4 separate regions of the Homo sapiens genome follow, and all the other regions are linked to region 3. A link is an interaction called in ENCODE POLR2A ChIA-PET data of the cell type or tissue named here. Cell type or tissue: MCF 10A. All regions are shown on one strand.

What was found. ChIA-PET counts read pairs that join two places held together with the same protein. Peaks named below come from ENCODE experiments on the same cell type or tissue, not always from the same donor. Only the 100,000 strongest peaks of a DNase experiment are listed, where the experiment ranks them.
Region 1: POLR2A ChIA-PET joins it to region 3 with 5 read pairs; 2 of 35 experiments call an interaction of 5 or more read pairs at or near these places.
Region 2: POLR2A ChIA-PET joins it to region 3 with 5 read pairs; 3 of 35 experiments call an interaction of 5 or more read pairs at or near these places.
Region 4: POLR2A ChIA-PET joins it to region 3 with 5 read pairs; 5 of 35 experiments call an interaction of 5 or more read pairs at or near these places.

What each region holds. Positions count from the first base shown.
Region 1 is chr12:50,785,117-50,789,116 of GRCh38, forward strand. The region is part of intron 2 of ATF1 (activating transcription factor 1); the gene reads left to right. Among named protein-coding and RNA genes, the nearest start is that of ATF1, 23 kb to the left of the region's middle. RefSeq lists an enhancer at 2,014-2,943. In MCF 10A, no CTCF peak of the experiment used is centred here; DNase peaks (open chromatin) are centred at 1,885 and 3,645.
Region 2 is chr12:50,388,832-50,392,831 of GRCh38, forward strand. The region is part of intron 1 of FAM186A (family with sequence similarity 186 member A); the gene reads right to left. Among named protein-coding and RNA genes, the nearest start is that of FAM186A, 5.8 kb to the right of the region's middle. In MCF 10A, no CTCF peak of the experiment used is centred here; a DNase peak (open chromatin) is centred at 1,650.
Region 3 is chr12:50,218,060-50,222,059 of GRCh38, forward strand. It overlaps LIMA1 (LIM domain and actin binding 1), which reads right to left. Exons shown (of 11, transcript NM_016357.5): 4 at 3,962-4,000. Among named protein-coding and RNA genes, the nearest start is that of MIR1293, 14 kb to the right of the region's middle. RefSeq lists enhancers at 145-1,344, 3,825-4,000. In MCF 10A, no CTCF peak of the experiment used is centred here; DNase peaks (open chromatin) are centred at 532, 2,492 and 3,342.
Region 4 is chr12:50,427,427-50,431,426 of GRCh38, forward strand. It overlaps LARP4 (La ribonucleoprotein 4), which reads left to right. Exons shown (of 16, transcript NM_052879.5): 2 at 336-483; 3 at 1,509-1,664; 4 at 3,069-3,144. Among named protein-coding and RNA genes, the nearest start is that of SNORD133, 27 kb to the right of the region's middle. In MCF 10A, no CTCF peak of the experiment used is centred here; no DNase peak of the experiment used is centred here.

The sequences.
Region 1 (4,000 bases), 570 kb after region 3:
ACTGTTAAGAATGAAATTACTTGACCCGGGCGTGGTAGTGCATGCCTATAATCCCCTCTGCTTGGGAGGCTCAGGTGGGAGGACTCCTTGAGCCCAGGAGTTCCAGACCAGCCTGGGCAACATAGTGTAGACTCACCCCATCTCAAAAAAAAAATTATATATATACATACACACACACACACACACACACACACACACACACACACACACACACACACACACAGACGTATATATATAATTGCCATTTATTGAGATGGACAATGCTGGATGATGTTTTCCATTTCTTTTTGGGGGAATGTTGGCAATCAGGAATTTGGTTTTTAGGCATGTTATGTCTGTAATATTATCTGTGTTGGTTTTCTGTGCTGCAGAACAAATCACCACAAAGCTAATAGCTTAAAACAACACACATTTATTATCTCACAGTTTGTGTGGGGTCAGGCATATCTTAACTGGGTTCTTTGCTTTGCGGTCTCACACCAAACTGCAACTGAGGCATTGGCTAGGGCTGAGTTCTTAGCAGGAGGCTAGACTAGAGAAGAATCTACTTCCAAGGTCACTTAGTTTGTTGGCAGAATTCTTTTCACTGTGGCTGTAGGACTGAGTGCTTCAGTTTTTTGGTTGGTTCTTGGCTGGAGGCTGCCCATAGCTCCTAAAGGCCACCAGTAACTCCCTGCCACGTGATCCTCTCCGTATGCAGTTCACAGCATAGCAGCCTGCTTCAAGTCCAGCAGGAGAGTGAGAGCAAGTCTGCTAGCAAGACAGTCTTATACATAATATAATCAAAGGAATGACATCCCATTTCCTTGTGATAAAACATGACATCCCATCATCTTTGCTTAATAAGGTTGGTTAGAAGCAAGTCACAAGTCCCTCCCACTCTCAAGGGGAGAGGATTAGACAAAGTCCCAAACACCAGGAGCTGCAGATCATGGGGGCCACCCTAAAATCTGTTGGGCAGACCATCCAAGTAGATTTATCCAGTAGGCAGCTAGATATATGAGTCTGGGGTCCAGGAGAGAGGTCCAGACTAGAAATCTAAATTTAGGAGTTGTGGCTATATAGGTGGTATTTATAATTATGGGATGATTTCCAGACTCCCCCAAGATGCAGAAAGCTGGAAAGAATGTTACTCTTACCCTGAAACAAGAATAAGTTGTATGTTCTATAAAATAATAAACTCATAGAGGTGGGGTGTGGGCATGGCTCACCTGTGGCAGAGCACAGAAAATAAGCAGGGCTGCGTACTAGCAGGAAAATTAATGAATTGCTAAAGTCCAAGTGTAGGCAAGCGTGAGCGTATAGAATCCTTGGGAGCTGCAGACACAAAGACAGTTCATACCCTCTTGTAGGTTTTTCTCCAAGGACCTCCAGCAGTTGCTTAGGAGAAAAATGGGGCTGGGGACACAAGGGAGACCAGAGAATGCCTTGGTAGGTGGTACAGGCCCACTTGGACCTTTTTTTCCTTTGGAAAAAAAGGCTTTAAGCCGCTGGGAAAAAGGAAATAAACCCAGTTTTCCATTGTGTCTGGGAAAAGTAAAAAGAAAAAGAAAACCCACAAACCCTGAGGGAACGGCAGGAAACTGTTAAGGGCTTAGACTATTAGAGTTTTTCTGCCACTGGGAGAAAGCCCCAACCCCTGTAACCCAGGGACATAGGGCCTACCTGAGACTGAGACTGGGCCAGGACAACAAAGAACCTCCCTGTTGGTGCTGTCAAGTCAAGCAACAGCAATCTACCCCTGGGGGAGGGACAAGAGTATGGAAAGAGCCTCTTTGGGGCAGATGCAGAGATGAAGCCTAAGGCTGAGTGTGTGGCAAGAACAATGAGAAAAACCCTCTGACATACCAGCCCCACCCTAAGCAGAAAGTCATACTAGAGGAATTTGAAGCTGGTAGTACACTTAAGGTAATCCAAACAACAACAAAATCCAAACCCAGCTCAGTTCCTGAATAGATGACTCAACCCCTTCCCTACGCACACACACACCCTAGTGAAGAGGTGTACTCTCTTGTTTTCCCATTTCTGAAGATAAATACTATTTACTTTAGTCTCTAGTGTCTTACCCATGATGTCTGTCATTCAGGCAAAAATTATAAAACACATACCAAAAGCACACAAAGAAGCAACTCACTGTCAAAAACCAAAACAATAAACAGAACCAGACTCAGGATAACCCAGCTGTTGGAACTATCAGAGAGTGAATTTCAAATAAGAATGAATAATATGTTAAAGGCTCCAGTGGGAAAGGTAGAAAACATGCACAGACAGCTGGGGAATTTCAGCAGAGGGTTAGAAACTATATGAAAAAGTCAAATGGAAATGTTAGAAATAAAAATGGTGTGGTGGCTCACGCCTGTAATCCCAGCAATTTAGGAGGCCGAGGCAGACAGATTGCTTGAGCTCAAGAGTTCAAGACCAGCCTGGGCAACATGGCAAGCCTCCATTTCTACTAAAAATACAAAAGAAAAAAAAAAAGCCAGGCATGGTGGTGCACACCCTGTGGTCCCAGCTACTCAGGAGGCTGAAGTGGGAGGATTGCTTGAGCCCAGTGGGCAGAGGTTGCAGTGAGCCAACATCGCACCACTGCACTCCAGCCTAGGTGTCAGAGTGAGGCCTTGTCTAAAAAAAAAAAATGGTGACACAGGTGAAGTATATGTTTGGGTTTATTAGTAGACTTGACACAGCTAAGAAAAGAATCAGTGAACTTGAAGATAGGTCAGTAGAAATTACCCACAACGAAAACAGAGAACAAAGGAAAGGGCAGGGAGAAAAATAGAGCATCCAAGAACTGTGGAATAATATCTCTTTAACATAGGTGTAGTGTGATCAAAGTCATGTGACTAGATGGGATTACTGAGAGGTAAGTATTGTAGAGATGAGTCAATGGATCTGGGCTTCTTTAGCATTTGGAGTTTGGGGACATTGAAGAGGGATTGTCAGTGAGGTAGGAGGAAAATCAAGAGTAACTCAAATATTGGAAATCAGAATGAGTGATGGTCAGCTGTGTAAAATGTGGCTGATAGGTCAAATAAGATGAGGAATAAAAATTAACTATTTTATAGCCAATCTTTTTTTTTTTTTGACATAGGGTCTCACTCTGTCACCCAGACTGGTGTGCAGTAGTGTGAACATAGCTCACTGCAGCCTTGACCTCCTGTGCTCAAGCAATCCTCCTGCCTCAGCTCCCCAAGTAGCAGGGACCACAGGTGTGTGCCATCACATCCGGCTAAACTTTTTGTATTTTTTTGTAGAGATGGGGTTTTGCAGTGTTGCCCAGGCTGGTCTCAAACTCCTAAGCTCAAATAATCTGCCCACCTCAGCCTCCCAAAGTGCAGTGCTGGTATGCGTGAGCCACTGCACCTGGCCCTGTTTTTTTTTTTTTGGAAACCGAGTATTATTCTGTTGCTTAAGCTGGAGTGCAGTGGCATGATCATATTTCTTTGGCCTCAAATTCCTGCCCTCCAGTGATCCTCCTGCCTTTGCCTCCTGAGTAGCTAGAGCTGGTTCCTATTATTCACAGATTCTGTATTTGCAAATTTGCCTACTTGATAAAATTTATTTCTAACTCCAAAAACACTCACGGCACTTTTGCGGTCATTCATGGACATGTGCAAAGTGGCAAAAAATTTGAGTCACTCCTATATTCCTGGCTGAGGTCAAACAAGGTGATGCTGTGTCTTCTTGCATCAGCTCTCATAGTATAAACAATTGGCCTCTTTGCGGTCTAGTTAGTATAACTACATTTTTTGCATTTTTCTCCTTTTTGTTGGTGATTTTGCTATTTAAAATTGACTCCCAAGTGTAGTACAAAGTGCTATCTTGTGTTCTAAGTGCAAGAAGGCTGTGATGTGCCTTATGGAGGAAATACATGTGTTAGATAAGTTTCATTCAGGCATGCGTTACAGTGCTAGCGACTGATACGTAGTTCAGTGTTAATGTATATTAAATGAGGTTTTTTTTGTTGTTTTTTTTTTTCGGAGACAGAGTCTTGCTCTGT
Region 2 (4,000 bases), 170 kb after region 3:
CACTTGAGATCAGGAGTTTGAGACCAGCCTGGCCAACATGGAGAAACCCCATTTCTACCAAAAATACAAAAATTAGCTGGGCGTGGTGCATGCCTGAGGTCCCAGCTACTCGGAAGTCCGAAGCGGGAGGATCACTTGAGCCTGGGAGGCGTAGCGTAGGTTGCAGTGACACGAGATCGTGCCACTACACTCCAGCCTGGGCAACAGCAGAGGGAGACTCTGTCATTTAAAAAAAAGAAAAAAGAAAAAAAAAATCAGGTGTGATGGCTCATGCCTGTAATCTCAGCATTTTGGGAGGCTGAGATGGGAGGAACACTTGACTTCAAGAGTTAAAGACTAGCTTGAGCACAATAACAAGACCTTATCTCTACTAAAAATAAAAAAATAGGCTGGGCACTGTGGCTCACTCCTGTAATCCCAGCACTTTGGGAGGCCGAGGTGGGTGGATCACCTGAGTTCGGGAATTTGAGACCAGCCTGACCAACATGGAGAAACCCCGTCTCTACTAAAAATACAAAATTAGCCGGGCATGGTGGTGCATGCCTGTAATTCCAGCTACTTGGGAGGCTGAGGCAGTAGAATTGCTTGAACCTGGGAGGTGGAGGTTGCAGTGAGCTGAGATCGCGACATTGCACGCCAGCTTGGGCAACAAGAGCAAAACTCCATCTCAAAAAAAGAAACTTCCTTGGGCCAGATGGTTTTGCAGGTAAATTCTACCCAACTGGCAAATTAATATACTCCTGAGATAGAAGACCGAAGCTGTATCGCTGGCCTTCCCAGATAAAAGCAAACTACTTCTGGTGGGCCTTATTGACAGATTGGAAGAAATAATCATTTGCCAGATCATAGCGGCATACCAGGAACCAGGGAATGTGTTAATTTGTTCAAGCAATGAAGCCACATCTGGTACAGAAGCTGTGACTGGACTTAGTACCTAGTTAAGCTTACAATAATCCACTGTCGTTCTCCAAAATCCATCTGTATTCTTTACAGGCCAAACAGGAAAGTTGAATGAGGATATGGTAGAAATCACCACTAAGGAATCTTTGAAGTCCTTGATGATGGCACTAATTCTTCCAGGAATGGGATATTTGTTTTATTTTTACTGTTTTCCTAGGTAGAGGCACTAGTGGCTCCTATTTGGCCTTTCCCACCACAGTAGCCCTCACTCCACAGGTAAGGGAGTCAGTGTGGGGATTCTGTCAGCTGCTGAGTATGTATATTCCAATTACACATTTTGGACCTTGTGAAATAACCACAGGATGGGTTTGGGGACACACTAGTTTCACTGTGAGATGGGCCTGAGCTAAAGCTTTTTTGATTAATGGGTAGACCACAATAACATTTTGGATCTCCTGGGATTAATGTCAGCTCAGAGCCAGTGCCCAGTAGTCCCCCAAAAGGTCTGATTATTTCCTTTTTCCCAATGCACACTCTGTTACAAGGTCAGCAGAAAAAGTAATAGTATACAGGTAGACCCAGGGTCCTTCTTCAAGAGAACTTGAGGTCCTGTTCACTCAAGGAGCTCTGAGTCTGTCAACTGGCTCAAGTTTGGGAATTGACTGATGGACTCTGACTCGTTTTCATGATTCATGATTCAGGTATTTATTTTCATTCGACCGAGGAATTTCCTACTTGTTCAGATTAAGTAAGAATTTAGTAGGCTTCCTATCTATTCATTTCTGGGAACATCTTGATCAACTAGCCAATGCCATAGGTCAGTGTGAGTCAGACTATTTTGATTGCTGCTTTCCTGCTGCTGTCCATTACAGTAATCATATCCACCTTGCCTTTGGTGGTTGGGTGCCACTACTGGGTCCCAGTTAGGTTTACAAATTCAGTGACTACAGTTCCCACTGTTAAGGTCTGAACTCTAGAGAAGAGTGATCACAGAGCTCTTCAAGGATGCCGGGGCTTCCTTCACTACATTTTTTCTCATACTATTGGTGAAAGGGCCTAGCACAATGGCTCATGTCTATAATCCCAGCATTTTGGGAGGCCGAGGTAGCCACCACCCCTGGCTAATTGTTGTATGTTTTGTAGAAACAGGGTCTCGCCATGTTGCCTAGGGTGGTCTCAAACTCCTTAGCTCAAGCAATCCTTCCACTTTGGACTCCCAAAGTGCTAGGATTACAGCCATGAGCTACCATGCCCTACCTCCTTTTTTTTGTTTTTGAGATGGAGTCTTGCTCCGTTGCCCAGGTTGGAGTGTAGTGGTGCGATTGTGGCTCACTGCAACCTCCACCTCCCAGATTCAAGCAATTTTCCTGCCTCAGCCTCCCGAGTAGCTGGGATTACAGATGCCTGCTACCATATCTGGCTGATTTTTGTATTCTTAGTAGAGATGGGGTGTCACCATGTTGGCCAGGCTGGTCTTAAACTCCTGACCTCAGGTGGTCTGATCCACCCTTGTCGGCCTCCCAAAGTGCTGGGATTACAAGCATGAGCCACCATGCCAGGCCTTATTTTATTTTTTTATTTTTTATTTTTTATATATATTTTTTGAGACAGAGTCTCGCTGTCACCCAGGCTGGAGTGCAGTGGCGCGATCTTGGCTCACTGCAACCTCTGCCTCCCAGGTTCAAGCAATTCTCCTGCCTCAGCCTCCCAAGTAGCTGGGACCACAGGTACCTGCCACCATGCCCGGCTAATTTTTGTGTTTTTAGTAGATATGGGGTTTTACCATATTGGCCAGGCTGGTCTCAAACTCCTGACCTTGTGATCCGCCTGCCTCAGCCTCCCAAAGTGCTGGGATTACAGGTGTGAGCCACCACGCCTGGCCTATTTTATTTTTTTGACAGTCTCACTGTCTCCAGTCACCTAGGCTGGAGTGCAGTGGCTCGATCTTGGCTCACTGCAGCCTCTGCCTCCTAGGCAGATTCTCATGCCTCTGCCTCCCAAGTAGCTGGGATTACAGGCATGGGCAACTGCAGCTGGCCTAGTAGTTTATTTTTTAAAATGAACATTTACTACCTTTAGACTTAGCCATTCCAAGCTTAGGTATTTATTCCAGAGAAATGAAAGCATATATCTGTATAATGACTGGTACATGAATGTTTATAGCAGCTTATTTGTAATAACCCAAAACCAGAAACAGCCCATGCCATGCCATGCCATGGAAAAACACTCAACAATAAAAAGGAATCAACTATTCATATATGCAAAAGTGTGGATGAATCTCAAAATAATTATGCTAAGTGAAAGACGTGAGGCAGAAGAAAGTAGATACTGTATGGCTCCACTTATATAAAATCTAAAATATGCAAACTAATATACAGTGACAGAAGCAGATTGGTGGTTAGCTGGGGATTGGGGGTGGGGGGCAGGGAACAGCATGTGGGAGGGATTATAAAGCAGCATGAAGAAACTTTTGGGGGAAATGGGCAAAATCATTATGTCGATGTGGTGAAGGTTTCACAGGTTTGTTGTTTGTTTGTTTGTTTGTTTGTTTGTTTGTTTGTTTTGAGACGGAGTCTCGCTCTGTCGCCCAGGCTACAGTGCACTGGCGCGATCTTGGCTCACTGCAAGCTCCTCCTTTCCGGGTTCATGCCATTCTCCTGCCTCAGCCTCCCGAGTAGCTGGGACTACAGGCGCCCGCCACCACGCCCGGCTAATTTTTTGTATTTTTAGTGGAGACAGGGGTTTCACCGTGTTAGCCAGGATGGTCTCGATCTCCTGACCTTGTAATACGCCCGCCTCGGCCCCCCAAAATGCTGGGATTACAGGCGTGAGCCACCGCGCCCAGCCGGTTTCACAGGTATTTATGTATATCAATAGTTTTTTTTTGAGACGGAGTCTCGCTCTATTCCCAGGCTGGAGTGCAATGGCGCTGTCTTGACTCACTGCAACCTCCGCCTCCTGGGTTCAAGCAATTCTACTGCCTCAGCCTCCCGAGTAGCTGGGACTACAGTCGTGTGCCACCACACTTGGCTAATTTTTTTTTTTTTTTTTTGGTATTTTTAGTAGAGACGGGGTTTCACGGTGTTAGCCAAAATGGTCT
Region 3 (4,000 bases):
ACGCCCAACTAATTTTTTTGTGTTTTTAGTAGAGACAGGGTTTCACCGTGTTAGCCAGGATGGTCTCAATCTCCTGACTTCGTGATCCGCCCGCCTCAGCCTCCCAAAGTGCTGGGATTACAGGCGTGAGCCACCGCGCCCGGCCTATGATGAATTTCTTAATAAGCCTTGTCATTGGGCACACAATGGGCACAGTTTATGCAGCAAATTGGCTGCAGTGAATAGCGTACACCTGGTTGCGGCCCTCTTTGGTGTGACCATTGTTTCTTCTTTTCTTTGTCATCTTGGAGGTACAGGCCCAAGAAAGATGAAGTAAAAATCTTAATTTGAGGGTGACTAAATGAGTGCTTCAAGACCACTTACCCCAAATCCACATTCTGCAAGACAGTTCAAGAAAAAAGGCAAAGTAGCCGTCTACCTCAAGGCTATGGGCTCCACAGTACTTAGCACAGCTGTACCCAAATGTAAACACTTCCCATGGCGTGCTTCTTCCCTGTCTCCCAGGTTAGTCACAATGATGCCAAGGTGCTCTGTCATTGACATTCTCATCCTTTAAGAATTTCAGGCTGGGTGTGGTGGCTCATGCCTGTAATTTCACCAGCTTGGGAGGCCAAGGCAGGAGGATCACTTGAGCCCAGGAGTTTAAGAACAGTCTGGGCAACATAGCGAAACGCTGTCTCCATAAAAAATTTTAAAAATTAGCTGAGAGTGGTGGTACACACCTGTGGCCCCAGCTATTTGGGAGGCTGAGGCAGAGGGGTCAAGGCTGCAGTGAGCCATAACTGTACCACTGTACTCCTCCAGCCTGGGCAACAGAGTTAAGACCCTATCTCCATAAAAAAAAAAAAAACAAAAACAAAAAAAAAACGCATTTCAAACAATAACAGCAGTTTAATTCTTCCTTTGGAATCTAGGTAAAACTGGTCTTCTCTATAAAGTCTACTATGTTCTGGTCTCATTTCAAAAAGTATAAACACACTGAAGTTAAAACGTGAAATATTAAGAATAAAAGATTCAAAAAGTAGCAGTTGGGGGATGAGTATTCCAAGGTTTGAGTATAAGATTGGCTGTGAGACTATACAGGTAGGTTGAGCTCAGACTATAGAATACCTGACAGAACTGTTAAAAATAATCTAGACTGAGACTGGGCGTGGTGGCTCATGCCTGTAATCCCAGCTCTTTGGGAGGCTTGAGGCAGGCAGATCACCTGAGGTCAGGAGTTCAAGACCAGCCTGACCAATATGATGAAACTCCGTCTCTACTAAACATACAAAAATTAGCTGGGCGTGGTGGCGGGCGCCTATAATCCCAGCTATTTGGGAGGCTGAGGCAGGAGAATTACTTGAACCTGGGAGATGGAGGTTGCAGTGAGCCGAGATCGCACCAATACACTCCAGCCTGAGTAACAGTGAGAGATTCTGTCTCAAAAATAAATAAATAAATAAATAAATATAATCTAGACTGTTTTCAGTATGGACAATGATGCTTATTTACAAACAGCAATAAAACCAAGGGTGGCTGTGTTTTCCACTCCCTAAGCAGTCCATTAAGTGACAAATCAGGAAATTAAAAATGGCACACACAAAAAGCAATGAAACCTAGAAGCCCAGGTGAATCTTATGTCTCTTCCATCTTCTTGTTTTTAAGGGACAGGGATCTTACTGTGTTGCCCAGGCTGGAGTGCAGTGGCGATCATGGCTCACTGCAACCTCAAACTCTCATGCTCAAGCAATCTTCTGCCTCAGCCTCCTAAGTAGCTGGGACTATCAATGCATACTACCACACCTGGCTAATTTTTAAATTTTTAGTAGAGACGAGGTCTGGCTATGTTGCCCAGGCTGGTCTCAAACTCCTGGGCACAAGCAATCCTCCTGCCTTGGGCCTCCCTAAATTCTCATTACAGATGTAAGCCACCGTGCCCAGCCTCTTCCATCTTCCTATACCTTTAGCAATCAATCTGGTGGCCCAGTGCTATCAGCCATCTAGTAGGATCTTTATTTTTATTTTTATATATTTTTTGAGACAGAGTCTCACTCTGTTGCCCAGGCTGGAGTGCAGTGGCATGATCTCGGCTCACTGCATCCTCCACCTCCCAGGTTCAAGTGATTCTCCTGCCTCAGCCTCCCAAGTAGCTGTGACTACCAGCAACGCCACCATGCCTGGCTAATTTTTGTATTTTTAGTGGAGACGGGGTTTCACCATGTTGGCCAGGCTGGTCTCGAACTCCTGGCCACAAGTGATCCCCCAACCTCTGCCTCCCAAAATGCTGGGATTACAGGCTTGAGCCACCACGCCCGGACTAGTAAGATCTTATATGGAAAGTTTTTCTCCTCTCCAAGCAGCCTTAGGGAGATAGGCTTGTTCTGACCCATATCTCACTAGATATTTATGAGAAAAAGTGTCTCACCATATCCTTACACATAATCAGCATTTTTGTCTGCTACAGTCCCAGTCATTTCCTACCTTTGGCCAGTTTCAACATGCAGCAGCCTTTTGCACTGAATCTACATTGTGTGTACTGGCATGACATCAGCTGTCCTGTTCCTAGCAGGGTCTGGGAGGAGGAGACTTACAATGGTGCTTTGAGTCACAACAAAACCCCTTCCTCTCTATTTAGGATTTCTGACATTTTTTCCTTCCACTTAAAATTCTTCTTCCCATTTAAATAAAACAAATTTTTAAATTAAAACCATAAAGGGGAAAGAAGGAGTTGGCAGGACTAAAGGTCTAAAAACTTGAGAGGGAAGAGAGTTAAGAAACGTTATAAAACTGCTTTGTGGTTACATCTCTTGCCAACTGGTTTCACTGTTAAAGTAGAGCTAAAGCTCATGCACAGAGAAGTGTTGTAGCTTTACACATCGTCAAAAACTCGCACAACTTCAAACATGACCCGCAAACATTCAAGAACTTTTCTAATTCTAAGTAGAAAAGTGACTGGCACTGCAAGTCATGGGAAGGGATTGACAATATCACATCTAATATAACTGAAGACTACAGGATGAGTTATTTTTTATCTCAGAAAGAATGCTTAATATTATTATATTACTTTCCAAACATAGGGACTTGGGCCAAATATTTAGCTTAAAAAAAATCCAGCTTTCCCATCTAGGTGGAATCTAGAGTAACAGATGGTTTTGCTCCCCATCAGGTCTGTTTATTTCATTATAACGACTGTTGTAACGAACCATCCCCATGTACAAAGCCAGATATATAGGAAAGTATGAGAAAACTGGAAAAATTTACCAGCTCTGTGGCCTCTGGATTGTGTTATAAATCACCAGCATATGTAACTCATTTTCTAGTTAAGTAATTCCCTCTGGGGACGAGGTCTGCAATCCACATGAAGGATCAAATTTCATTAGCAGTTGTAGGAAAACGCAACCCTGTGCATTTGCAAGTCAAAACTCCCGAAAGCTATAGCTAGTCTGGCTATCTTCATTGATTTTGCCTGAGAGAGGATTTTAGCTGATAGAAAACATTTGTTGGAAGGCACAGATGAGGAAGTTGAGAAGAAGAGAAGGGATTCAGCTAGCAGAGACAAGTAAGCCTCAGTCTTAATGTTAAACTCCGGCCTTAACACTCAGTCTGCAGCTGTGTCCAAGCAGAGAGCTATTCAGCAGTAATTCCACCCCCAAAGCTACAAATGATAAAGAACACAGGAAGACAATTTAAAAGGGCAAGTGTACAAAAACACATAATCCAATCGGTATTAAACTCTCTTCATTTCTAGATACCAATTTGAATCCCAGTGTGAACCTGATTTAACATGAAATTGTGTCAGAGACTCACAAATCTTAGCATCTATGTAAATAATGCATTTGAGACTATTAACTTATCTAACTGGAATCAAAAGACATACTGACCACATATTCGCCTCTACTCAAAATAGCTAGATTGGAAAAACAGCTTTGTTTAGTGCTTGAATTGGCTTTCTCAAGTTTCAAACCCGCCCAATTCTTACCTTAGTTTGAGTTGGTTCACCTTTCTCAAACATCATCTT
Region 4 (4,000 bases), 210 kb after region 3:
ATAGCTCACTGTAGCCTCGAACTTCCTGGGCTTATGTGATCCTCCTGCCTCAGCCTCCCAAAGTGCTGGAATTACAGGCGTGAGCCATTGCACCTAGGCAGTATTTCTGTTTTAATATTTAGAGATACCTATTTTTTATTATATAGGAAGCTAAATTTTATATAGATGTCTCACATTTTCAAGTTGATCAAAACTTTAATATTATTTATTATTTGTTAAATATAATTATTGGGTTTCTCCCCCACTTTTAAGTAATGGAAAAGTGATTTTATCTGAATCTGTAATTTTCATGCTCTGATTTTAAAAATTTACAAATAGATCCTTCGATTATTTAGCAGGTAGCATCTAAAGGAACTGGTTTAAATCCTAATGCCAAAGTATGGCAAGAAATTGCTCCTGGAAATACTGATGCCACCCCAGTAACTCATGGAACTGAAAGCTCTTGGCATGAAATAGCAGCTACATCAGGTGCTCATCCTGAGGGTAAGTCTTAAATATTTGGTCATAAAAATCACAGTTTGGTTAAATGTATGGCCAAGCAAGTTTACTGAACTTGAGACACATCTCTTTTTTTTTTTTTTTTTTTTGAGACAGAGTCTTCCTCTGTCACCCAGGCTGGAGTACAGTGGCGCAGTCTTCACTCACTGCAACCTCCACCTCCCGGGTCCAAGCAGTTCTCCTGCCTCAGCCTCCCGGGTGGCTGGGATTACAGGCGCCTGGCTTTATCTCATGCCTGTAATCCCACACCCGGTTACCACACCCGGCTAATTTTTGTATTTTTAGTAGAGATGGGGTTTCACCATATTGGCCAGGCTGGTCTCGAACTCCTGACCTCAAGTGATCCACCAGCCTCGGCCTCCCAAAGTGCTGGGATTACAGGTGTGAACCACCATGCCTGGCCAGGATATATCCTTTGATTATTTGATTAAGTATATTTATCAATTTTTCTTCCTTTAAACATACTGCATCCAGCATTTATAAATGTTTAACATGTAGTTTGTATATAATTCTCATTTATATCTAACATGAATAGATTGCCACTAATTTCAAGTAGTAGCCGTGTTTTTGGGTCCAGCATGCAACCCATCTATAATAATTATATTTATAAATTAGTTTTTATCTACCATCATTGACTCTGCTATTTACTCACTGTTCGACCTTGGGCAAATAACTTAATTTCTCTATGCTTTTTTCCCTCCATCTGTAAAACAGAAGCAATCTTAATTACAGCACAGGATTTTCTGATAATTAAATGAATAAAGTGCATGGAGTAGTCTGATACATGGATAATGCTATATACGTTTTAGCAATTGTTGATCATTTTAGTTTATCTGTAATTGTCAAAACTTATCTCCCTCGGAATGATAACTCTTGCTTAAAACCATGCGGACATATTTCAAACTGGTAGAAATCCTTAAAATCTTTTTATAGGTGACATACTGCCCAGAGTTCCTGAGAATAGAATTTAAATAATTCCCATTTACTTTCAGTGTCTGTCTTTAATACAGGTAATGCAGAGCTCTCAGAAGATATATGTAAAGAATATGAAGTAATGTATTCTTCATCTTGTGAAACCACAAGAAATACTACAGGCATTGAAGAATCAACTGATGGGATGATTTTAGGACCAGAAGATCTGAGTTACCAAATATATGATGTTTCCGGTAAACTTTATGGTTTTATTGTTAAAATGAGAATTCAGTACAGGACACCCCCCACCCATGGTCTCTTTATACTTGTTCTGATAAACCTATGGCATTATTTTCTTATTTGAAAAGAAGGTTACGTTAATGAAATGTTAGTTGATTGTTACATTGTTTTCAGATAACATGACTTTTGTAATGTTAAGATTGTTTATGAGGGTTCTATTAAAGGAAAGCGTGAAATTAAAGATAACAGAAAAAAAGGCGGGGTGGCTCATGCCTGTAATCCCAGCGCTTTAGGAGGCCCAGGCGGGCAGATCACTTGAGGTCAGGAGTTTGAGACTAGCCTGGCCAACATGGTGAAACACTGTCCTATACTGAAAAAAAAAAATTAGCTGGGCATGGTGGCATGCACCTATAATCCCAAGATCATGCCACTGCACTCCAACCTGGGTGACAGAGTGAAACTGTGTCTGAAAAAAAAATTTTGTGTGTCTATATATAAACAACTGCCTACTTTGAACATAGAGTTGAAGTGATATGGTAAGCAATTGGTGTTTTTTTGTTGTTGTTTTTTTGTTGTTGTTGAGAGGGAGTCTCGCTCTGTTGCCCAGGCCGGAGTGCAGTGGCGTGATCTTGGCTCACTGCAATCTCTGCCTCCTGGGTTCAAGTGATACTCCTGTCTCAGCCTCCCGAGTAGCTGGGATTACAGGCACGCGCCACCACACCTGGCTAATTTTTGTATTTTTAGTAAAGATGGTGTTTCACCATGTTGGCCAGGCTGGTCTCAAACTCCTGACCTCAAGTAATCCACCTGCCTTTGGCCTCCCAAAGTGCTGGGATTACAGGCGTGAGCCACCATGCCCGGCCTTTAAGTGCTTTTAGTATTGTGCATTGTTAATTTTTTGATAAAGATAACCTTAAACTAATATGAAATGTATCTGATGAAAGAATATCTAGATTGACAGAAATTAGTTAGACTTTGAACTGTCCAAATTATAAAAATAATAAAAAATACAGTTTGGGCCAGGCACAGTGGCTTATGCCTGTGGCCAAGGTAGGAGGATTGCTTGAGCCCAGGAGTTTGAGAACAGTCTGGGCAACATAATGAGAGCCTGTCTCTACAAAAAAATAAAAATAAAAAGTTAGCTGGGTATCATGGCACAAGTTTGTGGTCCTAGCTACTCAAGAAGCTGTGGTGGGAGGATCATTTGAGCCCAGGAGGTTGAGGCTATACTGAGCTGTGATCACACCACTGTACTCTAGCCTGGGCAACAAAGGGAGACCCTGTTTCTCTGAAACAATAGCTTTGTGGTGAATTTTGATTGTAGATACTTTGTGGCTTCTGAGTACAACAGTATGTCAGATTTATCACCTCTACTAACATGCTATTAACTTTTTTTCCCTCTTCTTTTCTACCATCAGGAGAAAGCAATTCAGCAGTTTCTACAGAAGACCTAAAAGAATGTCTGAAGAAACAATTAGAATTCTGTTTTTCACGGTATTGCTGTTTCCCCTTTATTGAATTTTATTAGTAGATGTAAAATACGTGTGAAATAGAGCGCAAGGATGGTGATTATTATTTAACTAATTTTTTTTTTTATTTTCTTGAGACAGAGTCTCATGTTGTCGCTGGGCTGGAGTGCAGTGGTGTGATCTCGGCTCACAGCAGCCTCCGCCTCCAGGGTTCAAGAGATTCTTGTGCCTCAGCCTCCAGAGTAGCTGGGATTACAGGCGTGCAGCCACCATGCCCAGCTAATATTTGTATTTTTAGTAGAGACAGGGTTTCACCATGTTGGCCAGGCCAGTCTCAAACATGCAACCTCATGTGACCTGCCCTCCTCTGCCTTGCAAAGTGTCGGGATTACAGGCGTATGGCACCACACTCGGCCCCTTGTCTAGATTTAAAAGTGTAGGGTCGGGCGCTGTGGCTCATGCCTGTAATCCCAGCACTTTGGGAGGCTTCGGTGGCTGGATCACCTGAAGCTGGGAGTTCGAGACCTGCCTGACCAACATGGAGAAACCCCGTCTCTACTAAAAATACAAAAATTAGCGGGGCATGGTGGTGCGTGCCTGTAATCCCAGCTACTTGGGAGGCTGAGGCAGGAGAATCACTTGAACCCCGGAGGCGAAGGTTGTGGTGAGCTGAGATCGCACCATTGCGCTCCAGCCTGGGCAACAAGAGCGAAACTCCATCTCAAAAAAGAAAAAGTGTAGTCTCCAGTCTGATATGCAGAGGATCTATTCTTAATATAAAGATAATGAAGTTTGCATTGGATGTTTTTTCTATGAACATACTCAATTTTGGAATTGACAAAAAGTTATTTCTTAATGCATGTTTTAATAGTTGATTCTTG